Regions from separate parts of the Homo sapiens genome. Here region 1 is linked to region 2. Evidence: chromatin loops called from intact Hi-C (ENCODE). Cell type or tissue: A673. All regions are shown on one strand. Links, peaks and the distances in the headings refer to the core of each region. The heading gives the core; the rest is flanking DNA.

Evidence for each region. A loop is a pair of places that touch in the nucleus more often than their neighbours do. Peaks named below come from ENCODE experiments on the same cell type or tissue, not always from the same donor. Only the 100,000 strongest peaks of a DNase experiment are listed, where the experiment ranks them.
Region 1: a loop joins it to region 2, with 7 times the contacts of the local background. A loop is called at or near these places in 3 of 110 quality-filtered maps.

The regions. Positions count from the first base shown.
Region 1 is chr7:134,914,858-134,917,782 of GRCh38, forward strand. The region is part of intron 3 of CALD1 (caldesmon 1); the gene reads left to right. Among named protein-coding and RNA genes, the nearest start is that of AGBL3, 70 kb to the right of the region's middle. In A673, for the core only: no CTCF peak of the experiment used is centred there; a DNase peak (open chromatin) is centred at 1,674; H3K4me3 peaks cover 330 bases; H3K27ac peaks cover 1,556 bases.
Region 2 is chr7:134,848,587-134,851,511 of GRCh38, forward strand. All of the region lies in intron 2 of CALD1 (caldesmon 1), which reads left to right. Among named protein-coding and RNA genes, the nearest start is that of CALD1, 70 kb to the left of the region's middle. In A673, for the core only: no CTCF peak of the experiment used is centred there; a DNase peak (open chromatin) is centred at 1,645; H3K27ac peaks cover 875 bases.

The DNA of each region.
Region 1 (2,925 bases), core at 321-2,820, 66 kb after region 2:
AAGTCTTCTGTAATATTTACCACATTCTACCTATTATCACATCCTTAACAGGTCTTAACTTCCCTACAGATTATGAACTCCTTTCAGGGGTTGAATTTATCTTGGTTTCTGCCCTCACTGGCTTGAATGGAGTAAATGTTCAATAAATATCTGTTGAATGGATGTGCTAATTCCAGCCACCTGTGTGTCCATTTCCAGGTTATAGCAGCAAGCATTACCTACCAGCATCCCACAACCGCAAGTTCAGACTCCACCTTGGTATCTGGCAGATGGTTCTGAACAATGGTTTGCCACCTCCTCCTCAGAACCTAGGCCCCCATGCCTCCTCCTCGGAACCTAGGCCTTCATGCAGCCCCCTTGCTGCCCAGAGCTCACCACTCTGATGACAGTTCTGAATTGAACTGTCCTTGCCTCCAAGTCTAGGTTCCACGTGGATCAGTCAGGGAGAGGAATGTATACCAGATTAGCAACCCATAAGTCAGTGCCAGTGCTGTCACTTTGTAATTCAGAAATATGAACTTTTTTTTTAAGTCAAGTCAGTGATCTTCACCACTGAAGCAGTTCCTCCTGTATTAGGTAACAAGTTTAAGGAATTAATGATTACATTGGTGATCTAGTCAGAAGACAGCATAAGCCTTATTGGTTAGTAAACTAATCTAACCAATGAATTAGGATGGAATTGCCTTGTTGGGATAGAAATCTGTTCCAGGAGAGACAGGAACCCTCAAGTCATTTAAGTGCTGTAGAATGTCTCTAATGCTCATGCTCCCTCTCTCAGAGTCCTGATTCCCTGAGTCTTAAGCTGTTGGTGATTCTAACTCAATTTGCACACACAAATGTGGGTGCTTAGTTATTTAATATTATTCTATCTGTTAAAACATTCACATTTTTATAGGGGTCTTCTATTAACTCAAAGGGAGTCTTTAAGCATAGAAGATTCTACTTGGTTTGGTTTGGTCAGGCTGGCTTTTTACCAAATCACAACAAATGGGTGTTTGCTTTTCTCCCTCCACATTGAGCAGGCCCTGTGTTAAGCAAGGTTTCCACTGATTTAGGAAGATGATCTATCAAGAGCAGAGAAGACTCCTTGACTTCTTTTCTCAACAGTAGGGAGATGGGACCCATGAGCAGTGGTTGACTGCCAAGTCCCCTGCAAGAATAAATATTCTCTTCAATGGGCAAAGCATCCATGATTTGGCCCTTCATTTCCCATTTCCTGTCTCCACTCAAGGTTTGTCTTTTTACTTTCTGCCACTTGTACACAAAGCTCTCCAATGCTAGCACATGGAGTGGGGGTATGAGCCAACTGGATGTTAGATAGGTGTGTGCAGGACCTCTGGAGTCAGGCAGGTAGGGTTCACCCCATTCTTGTTAGAATGGCAGTGACTTCTTCCCTAGCAGAGCTAGCAACAATGCCCCAGTGTCAGATCTATCATATATTACAGTTTCCTGTCTGAAGAAGAGATGAGGGGTACAAGAGGGAGGAACAAGATGGGAGGCAATGCCACTCGAGTGGAAAGGAGCCCTGGGAAGGAGGAAATGAATAGTAAATCTTTTTCCAATTAAGAAAAATGAGAGTGGAAGCAGAAAAGCTCCAGAGGGCACTTTTAGGGGAGGGAAAGATCATAAAAGGCCTGTTATGAAAATCTATTACCCATAAATTTCCCCACATTAAGCAGAGCCTGTCTAGAGAGGATGCTGAGAATTCACTCAGCTGACACAAGATATGTGACTTGATTTAGTGGCATCCACATGCTGTGTACCGTTTCCATTGGCATGTCTGCAATACCACTTTCCCTTGCAGGGATCCCCTTTAATTACTCGCAGGCTTATAATCTCCATTTAAGGACATCTTGCTTCCATTTTCCAATCGCTTTATGTCTTTTGTCAGATGTTTACCGATGTGATAGTGGTACCATAATTTGAAGCTCAACCACATGAGATTATGGACTTTAGTATTGCATCACATGAACATTTCAGATTTAGGGATGAGTCGAACTTCTAGATCACTCTAAATATAAGACTTATCTAAAAGGAGTTCATATTTTTTACATTTGAAGACGACAGTGGAAATTTCTCTTTCTAGGTGATTGTCTTCAGATACGAAAATAATGTGCTTGTTTATATACCTGTGGTCAAATGTCATTGCATCCAACTTAGCCAGTAGAAATGTGAGAATATCCCTACATCCTGCTCTGGAGCAGGTGTGATTCAGTTGCATATCCAGATCTAGACCTCTATGCAAGAGAAAGAGCTGGAAAAATATAGTGCTGCCAGCCATCGACACCTGGGTCTGAACTGTTTCCTAATGTTTTACTTTTTTTAAACGACTAAGCCCAAGGTTTATTGTCCACATCTACGATGCACATTAAAGCAAAATTGTCCTTTAATAGATAATAGCAGTCAAAGAACAGCTCCAACTCAGATTTTACTTTTGATTGACAACATTTTTTAAAAGCCTAAGTTCACTGAGGATCATATTTATTTAAAAAAAATTTTTATTTTTTTGAGACGGAGTTTTGTTCTTGTTGCCCAGGCCGGAGTGCAATGGCGTGGTCTCAGCTTACTACAACCTCCATTTCCTGGGTTCAAGAGATTCTCCTGCCTCAGCCACTTGAGTACCTGGGATTACAGGTGCGCACCACCACGCCCAGCTAACTTTTTGTATTTTTAGTAGAGACGGAGTTTCACCATGTTGGCCAGGCTGGTCTCGAACTCCTGACCTCAGATGATCCACCCACCTTGGCATCCCAAAGTGCTGGGATTACAGGCATGAGCCAGCACACCAGGCCTATTTAAAATTCTTACTCATTATTTAAGACTGTTATAAACAAAGAATTCTAGGTTGGGGATGAAGAAAAGGTAAAGTTCATGAAAACCCAGGTAGTAACTGGGCTTATCTTTTTTAGCCACATTTATACCAGT
Region 2 (2,925 bases), core at 300-2,799:
CAGGATGCAGACGAGAATGAATGCAAACATACTGCATTCATGTTGGGCCCTAATGAAGAAGCTCTTCTAGGAGTATTTTCTCCAAGTTCCTCAAAGAATTCCTCCCATAAGTATATGATACCATGATTTTGAATCTGATTTCACACAGAATTACAAAATTATAAATATAAAGACATTTGTTATTATGAGAGACTCCGGGAATCTAGCTAACTGTCTCCCATTATTGGCTAATGGTTTATAAATTTTAAAATGCAATTATAAGTTGGGGTTGATGAGGGAAGCCTGTGACCACCATTAGCACCTTCCTTAAATATGCATATTCAGTCAGTCGTTAATTCATTCATTCTACAGATATCACTGGATTGGACCTTCTCCATCTCACGTGCCATATTAGTTCTGTGTTACATTTGCAATTCTAGTATTCCTTACCATAAAATGGGCTTTTTTTTAATTAAATGCAATGGAAAATTTTGTGAATCCAATGACGTGTTCAGTGACGTAAATTGTGATTTCTAATACTGTATTTATTTTTCATTGGCTTCGTCTTGGCAAAGGGTCATAATATTTTAAATTTCTCTGCCCTCTCATCCACCTATCACACTTTATTATGCGGTTTATAGGCAAAACACAGGCATGCACTGGCTATATCTGTAAATCTACTTTTCTGCAAATCACTTGAAGGGTAATGCATAATTGCCCCCTACATTATTGTTTCCTAGATTCTAACTTTTGTATAGAATGTTGTTAAAAGCAGATTATAATGTAGTTCCAAGTATGCTGCTTCCTCTGTATCCATAGGGGATTGGTTTCAGGACTCCCGAGGATACCAAAATATACTGATGCTCAGTTCCCTGATATACAATGGCACAGTATTTGCACATAATCTATGCATATCCTATCGTATACTTTAAATCATCTCTACCTCTAACACCTAATAAAATGTAAATGCTATGTAAATCACTGTTATACTGTATTTCCTATTATATTTTTTATTGTTGTATGGTTTTTTTAATTGCGTTGGTTTTTTTTAAAAATATATTTTTCTATCCCTGGTTGATTGAATCTATGGATGCAGAACCCATGGATATGGAGAGCTGATAGTAATTGAATTTAAAAGCAAAATAAGGGTGCTGTGATATTTTTATGAAATGCTCATGAGAATCAAAGATGAGAGACCAGAAGCCAATTTACCGTGAAGTCAGTAGAGTTTAAGCCGCAGGGCCTCTCATGGGGAGAGGTCCCTGCCTCAACACCCCCATGCCTAACTTTTTACATTTACTATTGTATTCTGGTTTTCCAAGAAGGCCTCTCAAATAATCTTCAGGTCCCACAAAACCTGGATCTGCCCTGAAACTGACACAGATATACTGAGATGATTTAGCATCGTGTCTAAAGCTAATTAAGTAAGCAAAGCAAAGAAATGGTCAAAGTGTGAAATGTGATCATTTATTTTTTTAAGGCTTTAAGACAAATTCAGCTTATTTTCTAAAGTGAACCCCACTTAAGTGAAATAATAAATCAGTTTGCCAAGGCACAAGTGAACATAAACAGAAGATTCATTTTTACTTCATTAATAAACATCAAATATGAACGGAACCTAACATCAAGCAGGCCAAGGCCTCCTGCTGACAGGAAACAGCTCCTAGTAAGAGCATTTGTAGAAGAACATAAATCCTTCCAGGCAATCACGTGATCATTTCATCATTGAGGTCCTTGCTACAGTCTACTATGTATTATCCATTTACAGGTCTTGTGAGATGTAACAGAGTGTTGTGATTAAAAGCACACAATCTGGGGCTGAGTTGCCTGGATGTAGACCCCAGCTCTACCACTTACTAGCTATGTGACCTTGGGCCAATGACTCACCTTCTCTGGGCCTCTGTCTTTTCATCTGTAAAATGGAAATAATAAGGATTGTCACAAGGATTTAAACTGATATTATCACAGTTCTTAGAACTGTGCTTGGTACATAGTAAGTGCTACATAACTGTTGTCGAAAGAAATCAACTTATCCATCTAGAATGAAAGCTATATGGGATTGCTTGTGGGTTCACTCTTGCAACTCCTCACAGTGCCTAACATGGCACATGGTCAGCCATCAGTGAAAGACAGCAACCCAGGGCCCATGCTGCCCTGCAAATGTGCTTCCCTTGTCCACCCTTGATGTGGTTTGGCTTTGTGTACCCACTCAAATCTCACCTTGAGTTGTAATATTCCTCATGTGTCATGGGAGGGACCAGGTGGGAAGTAATTGAATCTTGGGAGTGGGTTTTTCCCTGTGTTGTTCTCATGATAGTGAATAAGTCTCACAAGATCTGATGGTTTTATAAAGGGGATTTCCCCCACACATGCTCTCTCTAGCCTGCTGCCATGTAAGACGTCCCTTTGCTCCTCATTCACCTTCCACCATGATTGTGAGGCCTCCCCAGCCACGTGGAACTGTGATTCAATTAAACATCTTTCCTTTATAAATTACCCAGTCTCAGGTATGTCTTTACTAGCAGTGTGAGAATAGACTAATACAAGCATTTTTTTCAAATTTTGAGTCTGAATGCTCATAGGGATGCAGGGATGCATATGTTCTCCATTTTCCCATAAGCTACCACTCCCCAAATAGTTACCTCTTTGGTCCTTTAAGCTATTTGAGTTTGTCATGCCTGATATAAATGAATGATCCCATAATACACGAACACTGCAACAGTTAGTGGCAGTTTTATGGCTCACTGGAGTAAAGAGATGGGCCCATAAGGAAGTGAAATATGAGTCACTTCCACTCCCTGATGCTCTACCTGCAAACAGTGTTCCGGTTAACCTACCTATCCCTGTTTCTAAACTAGAGGTCTCAGAAGGGAAATAGGAAATCAGGAATCTGAGCAAGCACTTGCTTAGAAACAGAGACGAGTACAACCTAATGTCAGAGCTGGC